Regions from separate parts of the Homo sapiens genome. Here region 2 is linked to region 1. The links are chromatin loops, found by intact Hi-C in ENCODE. Cell type or tissue: GM12878. All regions are shown on one strand. Each heading gives the region's core, and the rest is flanking DNA. Links, peaks and the distances in the headings are about the cores only.

Evidence for each region. Peaks named below come from ENCODE experiments on the same cell type or tissue, not always from the same donor. Only the 100,000 strongest peaks of a DNase experiment are listed, where the experiment ranks them.
Region 2: it touches region 1 in a loop (2.7-fold over the local background); 3 of 110 quality-filtered maps call a loop at or near these places.

The regions. Positions count from the first base shown.
Region 1 is chr11:75,096,281-75,104,619 of GRCh38, reverse strand. OR2AT4 (olfactory receptor family 2 subfamily AT member 4) reads left to right here and starts at 7,744. Exons shown (of 2, transcript NM_001405852.1): 1 at 7,744-7,792. It also overlaps the pseudogene LOC100421207. RefSeq lists enhancers at 3,876-3,945, 4,216-4,285, 3,561-4,760 and a cis regulatory region at 7,370-7,885. In GM12878, for the core only: no CTCF peak of the experiment used is centred there; DNase peaks (open chromatin) are centred at 919 and 4,109; H3K4me3 peaks cover 1,099 bases; H3K27ac peaks cover 856 bases.
Region 2 is chr11:75,046,177-75,054,515 of GRCh38, reverse strand. No RefSeq gene overlaps it. Among named protein-coding and RNA genes, the nearest start is that of OR2AT4, 47 kb to the left of the region's middle. In GM12878, for the core only: no CTCF peak of the experiment used is centred there; DNase peaks (open chromatin) are centred at 4,414, 4,845 and 5,092; H3K27ac peaks cover 2,459 bases.

The DNA.
Region 1 (8,339 bases), core at 124-8,123:
TCCTTCCACCTATTGCATCCCCTTTAAAGAAACCATTTTTATTCATTAAAACATTTTTCTTTCTATTTTTAATAGAAGATATTTTCACATGTTTACACATATATATAATTTATAAATATTGCTATGTGATACATAAATATGACTATAGAGTTATATTTCCACTCCTTCTGAATGAATAGTAGTCTACTATAGTCTACTACTATACAAGGTGTTGTGCCCCTTGATTTTTAAAATGTAATCAGCAGTTTATAGAGATAAAATTTTTGTTTAAGGTGGGAAAAATTACAATGTATTTGTACACTGGTGGGAATGATTCAGTAGAGAGAAAAATTGGTGATGGAGGAGAGAGGGGAGATTTGAAGTGAATGGCTTTATTTTTATTTTTTGAGACAGGGTCTCCTTCTATTGCCCAGGCTGGAGGGCAGTGGCACAATCATGGCTCACTGCAGCCTTGACCTCCTGGGCTCAAGCAATCCTCCCACCTCAGCCTCCTATGTAGCTGGGACTACAGGCATACACCAAGATGCCCAGCTAATTTTTTATTTTTAGGAATGGGGTTTTGCATGTTGCCCAGGCTGTGACTGACTTTACATAAGGGCATGAGGAGTTCATCTGTGGTCACAGGTAGGAAAGCGCAGTGTGTGGGTGCAGAGGCTGGTAGGTGGGTGGTTGTGGGATGACAGTCTGTGGGAGTTATCACTTGATTGCTGGAGTGGCGATGGGAAGAGGTATTGGTGGACTGAGGAGTGAAGAGAAGGTGTGGAAAAGTCATTGAGAAGAGGAGATGAGAGAAAAGAACAGAGACATATAGGATGAGGGTCTGGCAGTATCAAAGTCCCACTTGAGTTAGGTTTGTTATCTGAGGAGCCTCCTCACACTAAACTCACATGAGGCACACTTACATCCGGAAAACACTGTCTTAAAATTGATCTCATTTTTATCTCAGAGTGCAGTGCTCATTCTGAGTCATAGTGTGTCTGACTAATGGTCCTAATTTTACTGATTCTCTCCAGTAGAGGTTTGGTTTTTTAACCAAACATTGGGATGCTTACATAAACTAATGTGTTTTACATGTGGCAATGATCTGAATTTTTTAAACCTAATCATTTATCTGTCCTCAAAAGTGGCTACCTAAACCGCTTCGCAAGAAAATTAAAACTGTCAGCTAAATGACATAGCTGTCATTCACATAGTAAGTACATATATCATGAACCTACTATGTGCTATATTTTATATCTTGATGTAGCTGGGAGAGGGAGAAAGAATAAAGATAAAAAGATAAATTCTAATATATCAAAAGCTAGTTTAAAATATTTCTAAAATCAAATAAAACATTGAGCTCAAAACCTGACTTCAATTATCACATGTAGTAAAAATACTTAGTCATTTTGCAGTCATGAGACAATGATTCCATTACTAGAATAATATTTATTGAAATGCCATTTCTTCTGCATTAATTTTATATATATATATATATATATATATATATATATATATATATATATATATATATTTCAGACGGAGTGGCACTCTTTCACCCAGGCTGGAGTGCAGTGACACGATCTCGGCTCACTGCAACCTCCGCCTCCTAGGTTCAAGCAATTCTCCTGCCTCAGCCTCCCAAGTAGCTGGGACTACAGGCGCAGGCCTCCATGCCTGGCTAATTTTTGTATTTTTAGTAAAGATGGGGTTTCACCATATTGGTCAGGCTGGTCTCAAACTCCTGACCTCAGGCAATCTACCCGCCTCGGCCTCCCAAACTGCTGGGATTACAGGTGTGATCCACCATGCCCGGCCAATTTAATATATTCTTAATGGTAAATAAAATAAAATACTTACACTAAATTCTTATTTTGTGCTTTCTGTTTATATTTCAAATAGCATGATTCAATTTAATTCCTTTTATCCTCCTTTTATTTCCTGAATGATCTGCATAACTTTGTCTAATTTCAACTTTGAGGGCTTCATTTTTTTGTAAACTTGCTAAAAATTTTTTTTTTGGTTCTAAGCAATATTTGTTTTAAATAACCTGTCCACTTTTTCTGTGCTATCTTTAAAATAATAAAACCTCTATCACTGAATGCTACTTCCACATATATGTGGAAATTAAACAAGAGACTTCTAAATAACCAATGGGTAAAAGAATAACAAGGGAAATTAGAAAATAATTTGAGATGAATGAAAATGAACACACAACATGCCCAAATTTATGGGATACAGCTAAAGCAGTACAGAGAGGGAAATTTATAGCTGTAAACACCTATATTAAAAAGAAAACAAATCTCAAGTCAGTACCCTAACTGTTTATCTTTAGAAATTAAAAAAGAAAAGCAAACTCAACTCAAACAAGAAGTGGGCATAAAATAACAAAGATTAGAACAGAAATAAATGAAATAGAGAATAGAAAAATAAAGAAAATCAACAAAACCAAAGTTGGTTCCTTGACTATATCAATAAAACTGTTAAAACTTTAGCCTACCAATATAAAAAGAGATAAGACTCCCATTACTAAAATCAGAAGTGAAAGAGGGGACATTACTATAGACCATATGGAAATAAATAAGAAATGTTAAAGGAACAGATCACCACTCAATATCAGAAACAAAAGGCTGAATGTATCACTAGTGTAAGCACAGGATGCTATGGTTTATGATATAGTCTGTTTTTGAGAAACACAGGGAGCTGATCTTACACAGGGCTGTGGAAAATGTGGAGATCTGGGGTTGGTGGACTTTCAAAGGTGGGAGTGTTTAGGGATTAGTTTGCTTTTAGCTATGGAAGTGTGGTTACTGGAGTTAAACCATTGCTGAGTGGCTTTTAGATTCCCTGACTTTCAGAAGTGTGGGTACTGGCTCAAAGCTGTGATTAAACAATTAAGTATGTTTCTTTGTTTGTTTTTTGAGGTTTTTGGGAAACAGAGTCTCACTCTGTTGCCCAGGCTGGAGCGCAGTGGTGTAATCTCGGCTCACTGCAACCTCCACCTCTTGAGTTCAAGCAATTCTCATGCCTCAGCCTCCTGAGTAGCTGGGACCACGGGTGCACACCACCACGCCCAGCTAATTTTTTTTTTTTTTTTTTGTATTTTCGTAGAGACGGGGTTTCAGCTATGTTGCCCAGGCTGTTCTCAAACTCCTGAGCTCAGGCAATCCACCCACGTTGGCCTCCCAAAGTGCTGAGATTACGGGTGTGAGCCACCATGCCCAGCCAGTTAAGCATGTTTTAAACAAGTTCTGATCATTGTTACTATGGCTATAGAAAAGCCAGTCATTTCCTAGCAGGATGAGGAGAGTTTTATTCTTAGAGGTAATAAAAGAAATCCTATTTTATCCCATAATGTTATAAAAGTAAGTCTTAGAATGTTGGCTTTTTATACAAAGAAATCTCAGCCAACAGTTTTACTCTCTATTTTGGTTCATTCTCTTTAGTAAAACAAAATAGGAAATCCAAAAGGATTCTAAATTTTAGTTTTTGTTTGTTTTCTCCTACTTATTGCAATTCTCTTAACTGTTGCACTCCATATGGGTTATTTCAGCCCAAGTGCCCAAGTCTTTTAGTTACTTTCATACATAACATCTCGAAAGCCTTAAGTCATTCTTATGCCGCCAAAAGATGGCTTTTTAAGGCTTATTAGGGATCTCATCACGTCTAAGAAATGGAAAACAGAACAAAAGAATCCACCTAACCACCTGGTGATTTTGCAGGATTCTTTGCCTTTAACTTAAGAGAGCTTAGTCTTCTCCCCCAGAAACATCTTTAGCACTTACCTTTATGGCACCAAAGCGAAGATCCACATAAATTTATCCCAAACCAAAATTCTTCTCTTTAGCAAGTAGTGAGTAGATCCAGACAGGAGGAGACAGCACATACAGTTCTGCTTGTGATTCAAAGAAACTTCCCAAACCATCTTTAGCTCCATCATGAAGTTTATCAGGTCAGGAGAGGGCTGTAACCTCTGTTGTACCATGTTTTCATTTCCATCGTGTTCTGTACTCAGCTGCTAAGGACTTAGTAACCTCCCAGTCTGCAGTTGAAAGTCTACAGTCTGCAGAGGTCTAATAGGGAAGTCTCTTCTGCAGGCTGAAATGAACCCTTCATGCATGGGTTTTCCCCTGGTCCTGGGCAGAAGCATCAGGCCGGGTGTAACAGGGTCATCTCAGTCATCACTGTGACTCAGCATCCTCAAAGCTTCTGGGTTTGAAGCTGGGATAGTCCCTGCACATGCACACCCCATTCCATTTGAAAATGTGCTGACTGCTTGGCCCAGAAGTTCTACTTCTAAGGATCTGTCTATCTCCGAGAAATATTTGAGCACATGTGACCCCAAATGCATGTTAAAAGGAAATTAATTATAATAGTTTTCATAATAGCAAGAATGAGATAGAACTTAAATGTTCATCAACAGATGAGTTATTAGACAAACTATGTTGTATCTGTACTACAAAATGCCAAATATCAGATACAAAAAAATGAAGTAGATCAGACACAGAAAAATTCCTAGACTTATTAAATTAAAATATGCTATACAATAAATACAGAATGATTCAATTTACATTAAAAGAAAAGCAAAACCATACACACATACACAAACACATGCGCTTAGAAAAGTCTGGAAGAAACACACCAAATCAGTAATAATGTTTACTTCTGGAGCATGGAGGAAAAATGTGGGTAAGAATTGGTGTGAAGAAGACTAACTAACTCTTCTTTCTTTTCTTTCTTCCTTCCTTTCTTTCTGACAGGATCTCACTCCATTGTTAAGACTGGAGGAAAAATATGGGTAAGAATTGGTGTGAAAAAAAACTTTCTCTCTCTTTCTCTCCCTCCCCTCCCTCCCTTCCCTTCCCTCCCTTCCTCCCTTCCCTCCCTCCCTCCCTTCCCCCACTCCCTTCCCTCCCTTCCTCCCTTCCCTCCCTCCCTTCCCCCACTCCCTTCCCTCCCTCCCTCCCTTCCCCCACTCCCTTCCCTCCCTTCCCCCCTTCCCCCCTTCCACCACTCCCTTCCTTCCTGGGTCTCACTCCATTGCTAAGGCTAGAGTGCAGAGGCACAGCTGTGGCTCACTGCAGCCTGAACTTCCCAGGCTCAGGTGTTTCTCCTGCCTCAGCTTCCCTGGTAGCTGATGGGTCCGGAATTGGTGGGTTCTTGGTCTCACTGACTTCAAGAATGAAGCCACGGACCCTCGCGGTGAGTGTTACAGCTCTTAAGGTGGCGCGTCTGGAGTTTGTTCCTTCTGACGTTCGGATGTGTTGGGAGTTTCTTCCTTCTGGTGGGTTGGTGGTCTCACTGGCTCAGGAGTGAAGCTGCAGACCTTCGCGGGGAGTGTTACAGTTCTTAAGGCGGCGCATCTGGAGTTGTTCGTTTCTCCCGGTGGGCTAGTGGTCTCACTGGCTTCAGGAGTGAAGCTGCAGACCTTCGTGGTGTTACATCTCTTAAGGCAGCGCATCTGGAGTTGTTCGTTCCTCCTGGTGGGCTTGTGGTCTCGCTGGCTTCAGGAGTGAAGCTGCAGACCTTCGCGGTGAGTGTTACAGCTCATAAAAGCAGTGTGGACCCAAAGAGTGAGCAGTAGCAAGGTTTATTGCAAAGAGCGAAAGATCAAAGCTTCCATAGTGTGGAAGGGGACCTGAGCGGGTTGCCACTGCTGGCTCGCGCAGCCTGCTTTTATTCTCTTACCTGGCTCCACCCACATCCTGCTGATTGGTAGAGCCCAGTGGTCTGTTTTGACAGGGCGCTGATTGGTGCGTTTACAATCCCTGAGCTAGACACAAAGATTCTCCAAGGCCCCACCAGAGCAGCTAGATACAGAGTGTCCATTGGTGCATTCGCAAACCCTGAGCTAGACACAGGGTGCTGATTGGTGTGTTTACAAACCTTGAGTTAGATACAGAGTGCCGATTGGTGTATTTACAATCCCTGAGCTAGACATAAAGGTTCTCCACGTCCCCACCAGACTCAGGAGCCCAGCTGGCTTCACCCAGTGGGTCCCGCACCGGGGCTGCAGGTGGAGCTGCCTGCCAGTCCCGGAGCCATGCGCCCACACTCCTCGGCCCTTGGGTGGTCGATGGGACTGGGTGCTGTGGAGCACGGGGCAGCACTCATCGGGGAGGCGGGGGCCGCACAGGAGCCCAGGGAGGGGGTGGGAGACTCAGGCATGGCGGGCTGCAGGTCCCGAGCCCTGCCCCGCGGGAAGGCAGCTAAGGCCCAGAGAGAAATCGAGCACAGCGCCAGTGGGCTGGCACTGCTGGGGGACCCAGTACACCCTCCACAGCCGCTGGCCCGGGTGCTAAGCCTCTTATTGCCTGGGGACAGCAGGGCCGGCCGGCTGCTCTGAGTGTGGGGTCCGCCAAGCCCACGCCCACCCAGAACTCCAGCTGGCCTGCAAGCGCAGGCGCAGCCCTGGTTCCCACTCGCGCCTCTCTCTCCACACCTCCCTGCAAGCTGAGGGAGCCGGCTCCGGCCTTGGCCAGCCCAGAAAGGGGCTCCCACAGTGCAGCGGTGGGCTGAAGGGCTCCTCAAGTGCCGCCAAAGTGGGAGCCCAGGCAGAGGAGGCACCGAGAGCGAGCGAGGGCTGTGAGGACTGCCAGCACGCTGTCACCTCTCACTGAGACTACAGGTGCATGCCACCATGCCCAGCTAATTTTTTTGTATTTTTCAGTAGAGATAGAGTTTTGCCAGTTGTCCAAGCTGCTCTCTTACTCCTGGACTCAAGAGATCCTCCCCCTTCGGCCCGGCAAAGTGCTGGGATTACAGGCGTGAGCCACCACACCCGGCCTAGAACTTTCACTTTTGACTCAGTAAAGCTCTGTATTGATTAAAATGTTCTACAATGAGGTTCTGTTTATTACTTGTGAAATTAAAAAAAAATTAAAATTTTATGAGTATTAGTAGGAGTGACCAAGTCAGTCAAGTCAGAAACAGAACACTGGAGCCAAAGGAGAGAATCAGAAAGATTGAGGCAGGAAGAGTCTGTGACTCTTGACTTTGTCCTGTATGGGGTTGGGGCAGAGACTTCCACCCTCACATTCTTTCCACAAAACCTTTGCAAGTTCTCATTGCACAGCAGCGGAAGTATCACATACTCATTGAACAAGGCTTTACTGCTTTGGTCCATTAAAATAATAGCTCCCACTTATTGAATGCCTAATAAGTGGCAGGAACTGGGTGAAGCACCTCAACCTGCCCAGTTATCCTGTGAGAGAGTTAGTGTCGTTATACCCATTCCACAGATGACAAAATGAAGACCCAGTGAGGTTAAGGGATTTGTTCAAAGTCATATTACTGGGAATAACTCGGGTCTTAGTCATTAGATAACATGTTGCTGAACCACTGAACCAGAATTGGAGCCTTGGGTACAAATCCCAGCTCTGCCACCAGCCACTCATATGACCTTGGGCAAGTCACCTCACTTCTCTAGATCTCAGTTTCCTCAAATGTAAAATAGTGGAAATAATCCTGACTCTGCCTGTCTTCCCTGGCTATTGTGAGGACCAGATGGGAAAACAGGAATAATACTGGTGATAAAGTTCTGGGACCCATGAGGGTTGTTAATGATGTTGTTTTCATTATCAGCAAAGCCCAGAACAAAGTCCCCCACTCCACCCTCGGAAGTTGTTCTCAGCTGACTGGCAGTTATCTGGTCCCACGGGTGAGCCTTCTTGTGGGGAGAGAGCCCCAGCAGGCCTGGTTGCAGAGAGGGGCCCGAGGGTTTAAAGGGCCATGGTTGAGTTTCTACCTGGCTCTTCCCAACCAAGGCCAACTGTGACGACTCTACACAAGACATCAAGGCGGACCAGGATTGGTAGGTGAGCTGGGCTGGGGATGGAGTGCGCAGAGCAGGCAGAGACTGGGATGGGGAGATAGGCTCAGGGAGGTTGGGGGCATGTACAACCACAGTAAAGATCCTGGGAATGTCAGGGTCCCAGGATCCAAGTCAACCACGCAGTCAGCCTGGGTGAGTGTAGACCAGACACCCTCGCAGGCAGGGGCAGGGCTGTGCAGTCACAAGCAAGAGGCTAATGATCTTGGAAGAGAATTCCTCACAAGGAGGCAAAGCTGATGACGATAAGAGAAATGGGAATAATTTGTGAGGGAATTGCAGTCCATTGGAGGAAAGCACAAAGTGGTGGAGCCAGGAAGGAAACTCAGGCCTTTCTAACTGCAAAGTTAATAGACCTAGATTCTGTGCTTCACGTATATCCTGCTCCTTTTCTATGGAAACAGTGCAGGATGGTGAGAATATCATGAGAGAACTGCATGAGTTTGGGCGTCGTAATGATGTGTAATGACTGTAAAGAATCAAGCAGGCAACAGAAGCTTAACAAATGAGAGCGCCCTTGCTCTCCTTC
Region 2 (8,339 bases), core at 235-8,234, 50 kb after region 1:
GATAACAATTATTAACTCTGGGGGGATTTTTTTTTTTAACTACTTGAAGATTCTGGAGAGCAACAAAAAGCAGACAAAGCCTAAAGAGATGTCAAAAACTTGAAAGAAAGGATAAGCGCAGGATGATTTTCCTGATTTTACAGGCTACAGTTATAATGCCAAGCACAATGACTAACACTTTAATAGAAAATCTGCATCCCTCAAGCCAGAAGAACCAGAAGACAGACGAGAACAACCATCATGTCTGAAAAGTCAGGAGTAGGATGGGGTAGGGAAGTCAGGGTAGACCAAGATACATTATAATCAAATTGTCAAAAGACAAAGACAGAATCTTGAAAGCAGCAAGAGAGACCTGAATAGTCACATGCAGGGGATCCTAAGGAAGACTTACAACTGATTTCTCATTAGAAATCACAGAGACCAGAGGGCATCCAGAAAGGAAAGAACCAGAGAGAAGATTGAGTTCTATCTATAAACTCTTCCTACATTCCTGGGATGACCCTGAACCACAAGTGTCTGGGGAAAACTCAAAGCAGCATGTAGCTAAGTCTTAAAAAACTTGAGGCTGAGGTGGGTGGATCATGAGGTCAGGAGACCAAGACCATCCTGGCTAACATGGTGAAACCCCGTCTCTACTAAAAATACCAAAAAAATTAGCCGGGTGCGGTGGTGGGTGCCTGTGGTCCCAGCTATTCGGGAGGCTGAGGCAGGAGAATGGCGTGAACCCGGGAGGCAGAGCTTGCAGTGAGCCGAGGTCACGCCACTGCACTCCAGCCTGGGTGACGGAGCAAGACTCCATCTCAAAAAAAACAAAAACAAAAAAACAAAAACAAAAAAAACTTAATTGATATTTTGGTTACAACTGACTGCAAGCAACACCAAACTTATAGTTTGAGTCCAATCAAGTAATTTGCTTAAAAAAAATCAACCAAGTAACATCACTGAGAATGATGAAATAGAGAGTGCCAAGAATTTGTTTCTCTACTGAAGCAACCATAGAGTTGGCAAAAACTAACAGAATCAAACTTTTTTAGAACCCTGGATCCAATTAAGAAAAAAACTTAAAACAACTATGGAGTATTTTATGAAGAAAGAGGTGCTACATTTTAGCATTTAAGAAAATCTCTTTCAAGACACTGGCTGACCACTGAGCTAACAGATGTAGAATTCAGTGACCATATACAACAAAGAATACAGTCTTTGCCAAAAACAGTTTGAAAAAGTCACAAAAGAAAAAGACGATGGCAGCATATAACAAACAATAGCAGCAAACTCTGGGGAGGGTGAGGAGAATCTGATTTCCAGAGTTACCACATTAGAATATTCAAAATGTCCAGTTTTTAACCAAAAATTTATAAGGCATGCAAAAAACAGGAAAATATCGCCCATTTACAGAGAACATTAATTAATTAACAAAAACTATCCTTGAGGTAGCTCAGACATTGAGCTTCCTAGACAAAGAGTTTAAAACACTTGTCTTAAGTATGTTCAAAGAGTTAAAGGAAACTATGAACAAAGAAACAAATAAAACCAAAAGATGTCTCAATAAATAAAGGATATCAATAAAGAAAGAAAAATTATAAAAAGGAACTAAGTAGAAATTTAGAGTTAAAAATTATAACTGAAATGAAAATGTTTACTAGGTGGGTTCAACAGCATATTTGAGCAGGCAGTACAAAGAATCAGTGAATTTGAAGATAGGTCAATTGAGATTACCCAATTGGAGGAGCAGAGAGAAAAATGGGTGAAGAAAAATAAGCAGAGCCTAAAAGACCTGCGATACAACATCAAGCATAACAACATATGCATTATGAGAGTACCAGAAGGAGAGGAGAGAAAGGTATAAAATGAATATTTGAAGAAATAATGGCCAAACAGTTCCCAAATTTGCTGAAAGACATCAATCTACACATCCAAGAAGCTAAACAAACCTCAAGTAGGAGAAACTCAAAGACATTCACACCAATATACATTATAATCAAATTGTCAAAAGACAAAGAGAGAGTCTTGAAAGCAGCAAGAGAGACCTGAATAGTCACATGCAAGGGATCCTAAGGAAGACTTACAGATGATTTCTCATCAGAAACCACAAAGACCAGAGGGCAGTGAATTGATATATTTAAAGTGATAAAAGAAAAACAAGTCTGTCAACCAATAATTCTATATATGGCACAATGATTCTTCAAAATGAAATAGAAATTAAGACATTTTCAGATAACAAAGGTTGAGGAAGCTCATCACCAGCAGACCTTCCCTATAAGAAATACTAAGGAAAGTTCTTTCAGTTAAAATGAAAGGATAGTAACAATAAATTGATGCCATATAAAGAAAAAAGATAAGATCTCTGGTAAAGATAACTACACAGATAAATATAAAAATCTAGTATTATTGTATGTTTGGTATATAAATCACTTCTTTTTCCTATATGATTTAAAAGACAAATAAATACAAGAAAAATTATTAATCTATGTTAACAGGAACACAATTTCTAAAGATGTAATTTGTGACAATAACATAAAGGAGGAGAAGACAGCTGTACAGGCACAGAGTTTCTGTATGCTATTGAAGCTAAGCAGGTATCAATTCAAACTAGATTATTATGAATTTAGAATGTTAGTTGTAATTCTTAGGGTAACCATTAAGAAAGTATCTTTAAGATATCCAGAAAAAAAAATGAGGAGGGAATCAAAATGGCACACTACAAGAAAATCAACTAAACACAAAAGAAGGCAGTAGTAAAGGAATTAAGGAACAAAAAAAGATACGACATAAAAAACAAGTAGCAAAATGGCAGAAACAAGCCCTTCTTTACCAGTAATTTCTTTAAAAGAAAATGGATTATATTCTCCAGTTAAAAAGCAGAGATTAGAAGAATGTATTTTTTAAAAAGTATTATCCAGCTATATACTATCTATAAAAGACTCATTTTAGATCCAAAGACAAATACCTTGAATGTGAAAGTATATCAAAATATATCTCATGTGGGGAAAGATGGCAGATAGGAGGCAGGACTAGCATGCAGCTCCCACTCGGATGGATAGAATAGCATGTGGAGACTTTTGCTCCAAGAACTACCACAAGAACATACCAGGAAAGCCAAGAGAATCTACAGAGCCTTTGAAGGAACTGGATCACCAATCCAGGCTCCCTGAGATGCCAAAAAACTGTGAGTCTGCTTGGTTTCTCAACAGGAAGGCTCGTGGTCTGGAGCAAGTTCTCAGCCCAGGTCACTGGCTGCCTGGAAATAGACGTGGTACTGTTGTGGGGGCACAGTGGGAGTGACGCTGGCCTTTAGCACTGCGGGCTGCATGGGAGCAAGGTGAGGCCTTAGACTGCCAACTTTCCCCACTTCCTTGGTGACTCAGAAGAGGCAGCCATAATCCCCTTGGGAATATAACTCCATTGGACTGGGAACCACACCCCCTGACACAGGAGCCACAGCAAGCCCCGCCAAATGAGAGGCTGAGCTCAGACACACCTATCCCTGCTCCCACCTGGTGGTCTTTCTCTACCTGCCCTGCTAGCTGAAGACAAAAGTTATAATCTCTTGGGATCTCTATGGCCCTGCCCACCGCCTGAGAAACCAGAATACTTAACCAGGTTTGCATCCTTCCTATAAAACCACAGCCAATGTGATCTTGCAAGTGCCACCTCCCGACTGGAGGCCAACCAACACAAAACCGGTGCACCAAACAAAAACACAACCAAGGATCCTCACAGAGTCCACTTCACTCTCCCGCTACCTCCACCAGAGCAGGTGCTGGTAGCCATGGCTCTAAGACCTCAAGATAGATCACATCACAGGACTCTTTGCAGACACTCCTAGTACCAGCCCAGAGCCCAGTAGTTCCACAGGGTGGCTAGACTCAGAAGAGCAAAAACAGACACTACAGTTCAGCTCTCAGGAAGCCCCATTCCTAGGGGAAGGGGGAGAACACCACATCAAGGGAGCACCCGGTGGGACAAAAGAATTTGAACAGCAGCCCTTGAATCCCAAATCTTCCCTCTGACAGTCTACCCAAATGAGAAGGAATCAGAAAAACAATTCTGATAATATGACAAAGCAAGGTTCTTTAACACCCCCAAAAGATCATACCAGCTTACCAGTGTGAACCCAGAAAATCTGAAATAGGTCTCAATTTAGAAAGTTTATTTTGCCAAGGTTGACGATGCACCCGTGACACAGCCTTAGCAAGTTCTGACGACATGAGCCCAAGGTGGTCAGGGCACAGCTTAGTTTTATACATTTTAGGGAGACATGAGACATTAATCAATATACATAAGAAGTACATTGGTTCAGTCTGGAAAGGCAGGACAACTTGAAGCAAAGGTAGGAAGACTCAAAGTGGGGAGGGGACTTCCAGGTCACAGACAGGTGAGAGGAACAGTTGCATTCTTACGAGTTTCTAATCAGCCTCTTCGAAGGAAGCAATCAGATATGCATCCATGTCAGTGAGCAGAGGGGTGACTTTGAATAGAATGGAAGGCAGGTTTGCCCCAAGCATTTCCCAGCTTGACTTTTCTCTTTAGCTTAGTGATTTAGGGGCCCCAAGATTTATTTTCCTTTCACATCAGCAATGGATCCAAATCAAGATGAAATCTCTGAATTGCCAGAAAAAGAATTCAGAAGGTCGATTATTAAGTTAATCAAGGAGGTGAGAGGAGAGAAAGACCCTCTCACATTGTTTTATATTGTTTCATATTCAGTAAAAACAACAAGGAAGTAAAACCAAAGACAGGCAGCCTGGCGCCAGGCCCGAAACCAGGCCTGGGCCCACCTGGCCTAAACCCAGTAGTTAAAAATCAACTTATGATTTAGAAGCAGATGTTATTCATAGATTCCTTACATTGTATAGAAGAACATTGTGAAACTCCCTGCCCTGTTCTGTTCCTCCCTGACTACCGGTGCATGCAGCCCCTGTCACGTACCCCTTGCTTGCTCAAATCAATCACGACCCTTTCATGTGAAATCTTTAGTGTTGTGAGCCCTTAAAAGGGACAGAAATTGTGCACTCGGGGAGCTCGGATTTTGAGACAGTAGCTGGCTGATGATCCCAGCTGAATAAAGCCCTTCCTTCTACAACTTGGTGTCTGAGAGGTTTTGTCTGTGGATCATCCTGCTACAGAGGTACCAGAGTAAAGTGAAGTCCAACTTAAAGAAATCAAAAACATGATACAGGATATGAAAGGAACATTCTTCAGTGAAATAGATAGCATAAATAAAAAACAATCACAACTTCTGGAAATCAAGGACACACTTAGAGAAATGCAAAATGCACTGGAAAGTCTCAGCAATAAAATTGAACAAGCAGAAGAAAGAAATTCAGAGCTCAAAGACAAGGCTTTTGAATCTGCCCAATCCATCAGAGACAAAAAAGAATTTTTAAAAATGAACAAAGCCTCCAAGGAGTTTGAAACTATGTTAAATGTCCAAACCTAAGAATAATTGGTGTTCTCAAGGAAGAAGATAAATCTAAAAGTATGGAAAACATATTTGAGGAAATAATAGAGGAAAACTTCTCCAGCCTTGCTAGAGATCTAGACATTCAAATACAAGAAGCTCAAAAAACATCTGGGAAATTCATCACAAAAAGATCATCGCCTAGGCACATAGTCATCAGGTTATCTAAAGTCAAGACAAAGGAAAGAATCTTAAGAGCTGTGAGGCAAAAGCATCAAGTAACCCATAAAGGAAAACTTATCAGATTAACAGCAGAAACCCTACAAGCTAGAAGGGATTGAGGTCCTATTTTTAGCCTCCTTAAACAAAACAAGTATCAGCCAATAATTTTGTGAAACTAAGCTTCATACATGAAGGAAAGATACATTCTTTTCCAGACAAACAAATGCTGAGAGAATTCGCCACTACCAAGCCAGCACTACAAGAACTGCTAAAAGGAGCTCTAAATCTTGAAACAAATCCATGAAATACACCAAAACAGAACCTCCTTAAAGCATAAATCTCATGGGACCTATATAATAATAACACAATGAAAAAAAAAACCCAAGGTATTCAGGCAAAAAAATAGCATTATGAATAGAATAGCTCTTCATATCTCAACACTAACATTGAATGTGTATGACCTAAATGCCCCACTTAAAAGATACGGAATGGCAGAATGAATAAGAATTCACCAATCAAGTTTCTACTGTCTTCAGGAGACTCACCTAACACATACGGATTCACATAAACTTAAGGTAAAGGGGTGGAAAAAGATATTCCATGCAAATGGACACTAAAAATGAGCAGGAGGAGCTATTCTTATATCAGACAAAATAAACTTTAAAGCAACAACAGTTATAAAAGACAAAGAGGGACATCATATAATGATAAAAGGACTAGTCGAGCAGGAAAATATCACAATTCTAAATATAGATGCACCTAACACTGGAGCTCTCAAATTTATAAAACAATTACTACTTGACCTAAGGAGATAGGCAGCAACACAATAATAGTGGCGGACTTTAATACTCCACTGACAGCACTAGACAGGTCATCAAGACAGAAAGTCTACAAAGAATCAATGGACTTAAACTATATTCTACAACAAAAGGACTTAACAGATATTTACAGAACATTCTACTCAACAACTGCAGAATATACATTCTATTCATCAGCACATGGCACATTCTCCAAGACAGACCATATGATAGGCCACAAAACAAGTCTCAGTAAATTTAAGAAAACTGAAATTGTATCAAGTACTCTCTCATACCACAGTAGATTAGAACTGGAAATCAACTCCAAAAGGAACCCTCAAAACCAGGCAAATACATAGAAATTAAATAACCTGCTCTTGAATGATCACTGGGTCAACAATGAAATCAAGAGGGAAATTTAAAAATTCTTTGAACTGAATGATAATAGTGATTTCACCAGTGGAGAGTGTCCAGGCTCTTGGCATCTTGAACAAAGAACTGGACAAAACACACAAACAAAGCAGGGAAGGGATGAACAGGTTTATTGAAAAAATGAAAGTACACTCCACAGCGTGGGAGTGGGCCAAAGCATAGGAGCTCAAAGGCCCCGTTACAGAATTTTGGGGAGTTTAAATACCCGCTAGAGGATTCCATTGGTTACTTTGGGTACACCCTATGTAAATGGAGAGGATGAAGTAAAGTTACAAAGTCATTTATGGCATACGCCCTATGGAGAGGATATTTCCTGTCATAGCTGAAGTGTGAATCAGCCTTATGTTCCCTACCTCCAGACCCTATTTTCCTGCCTCAGTGACATAACCTATCAAAACCTCTGGAGTACAGCAAAAGCAGTGTTAAGAGGAAAGTTCATACCATTAAATGCCCACATCAAAAAGTCTGAGAGAGCACAAATAGATAATCTAAGGTCACATCTCATGGAACTGGAGATGTAGCAGGACAAGCTGCAGACAAAATTCCTTAGACACAGGGTTAAAGAACGAAGGAGCTTTATTCGGCTGGGAGCTTCAGCAGACTTGCATCTCAAAAGCTGAGCTCCCCAAGTGAGCAATTCCTGTCCCATTTAAGGGCTTACAACTCTAAGGGGGTCCATGTGAGAGGGTTGTGATCGATTGAGCCAGCACGGGGTACGTGACTGGGGGCTGCATGCACCAGTAATTAGAATGGAACAGAACAGGACAGAGATTTTCACAATGCTTTTCCATGCAATGTCTGGAATCTATAGATAACACAAGCAGTTAGGTCAGGGGTTGATTTTTAACTACCAGGCCCAGGGCTTGCATCGGGCTATCTGCCTGCGGATTTCATTTCTGACTTTTAGTTTTTACTTCTTTCTTTGGAGGCAGAAATTGGGCATAAGACAATATGAGGGGTGTTCTCCTCCCTTATTCTCCCACTTTTGAGAACTTCACTCATTAGTGGGAGTTCTCACTTTCATCCTCACTACCCATGCCTTCTCGTAGGACAGATCAATAGTGATTTATATAGTATACGTGTGCTGAAGCATTTTGGTGAACTAAGGTAGCGATGAAGCTTTTTATCATTTGAAGGAGTACAGGTAGCAAACAAGGGAATAGTAAGCAGGTTCCTATTACTATTATAATTTCTATTATAAGAGTTTTAAATCCTCCTAGTGCTGGGAACCATTTTCTAAACATGGCCCTAGGATTAAATCCATGCCACACTTGCACGGGCACATATGCCAGTTTTGTCATATCTTTAACTATGTCTTCAACTGCTTACCCTTGATCGTCTATGTGTAGACAGCAATTGGTAAGGTTAAATTTCCCACAGACCTCTCCCTCAGCTGCTAGCAAGCAGTCGAGAGCCAAACTATTTTGATAGATAGCATTTCTCATCTGAGTTTCTTGCCGGGCCAGAATAGTCAAGACTTTGCCAGT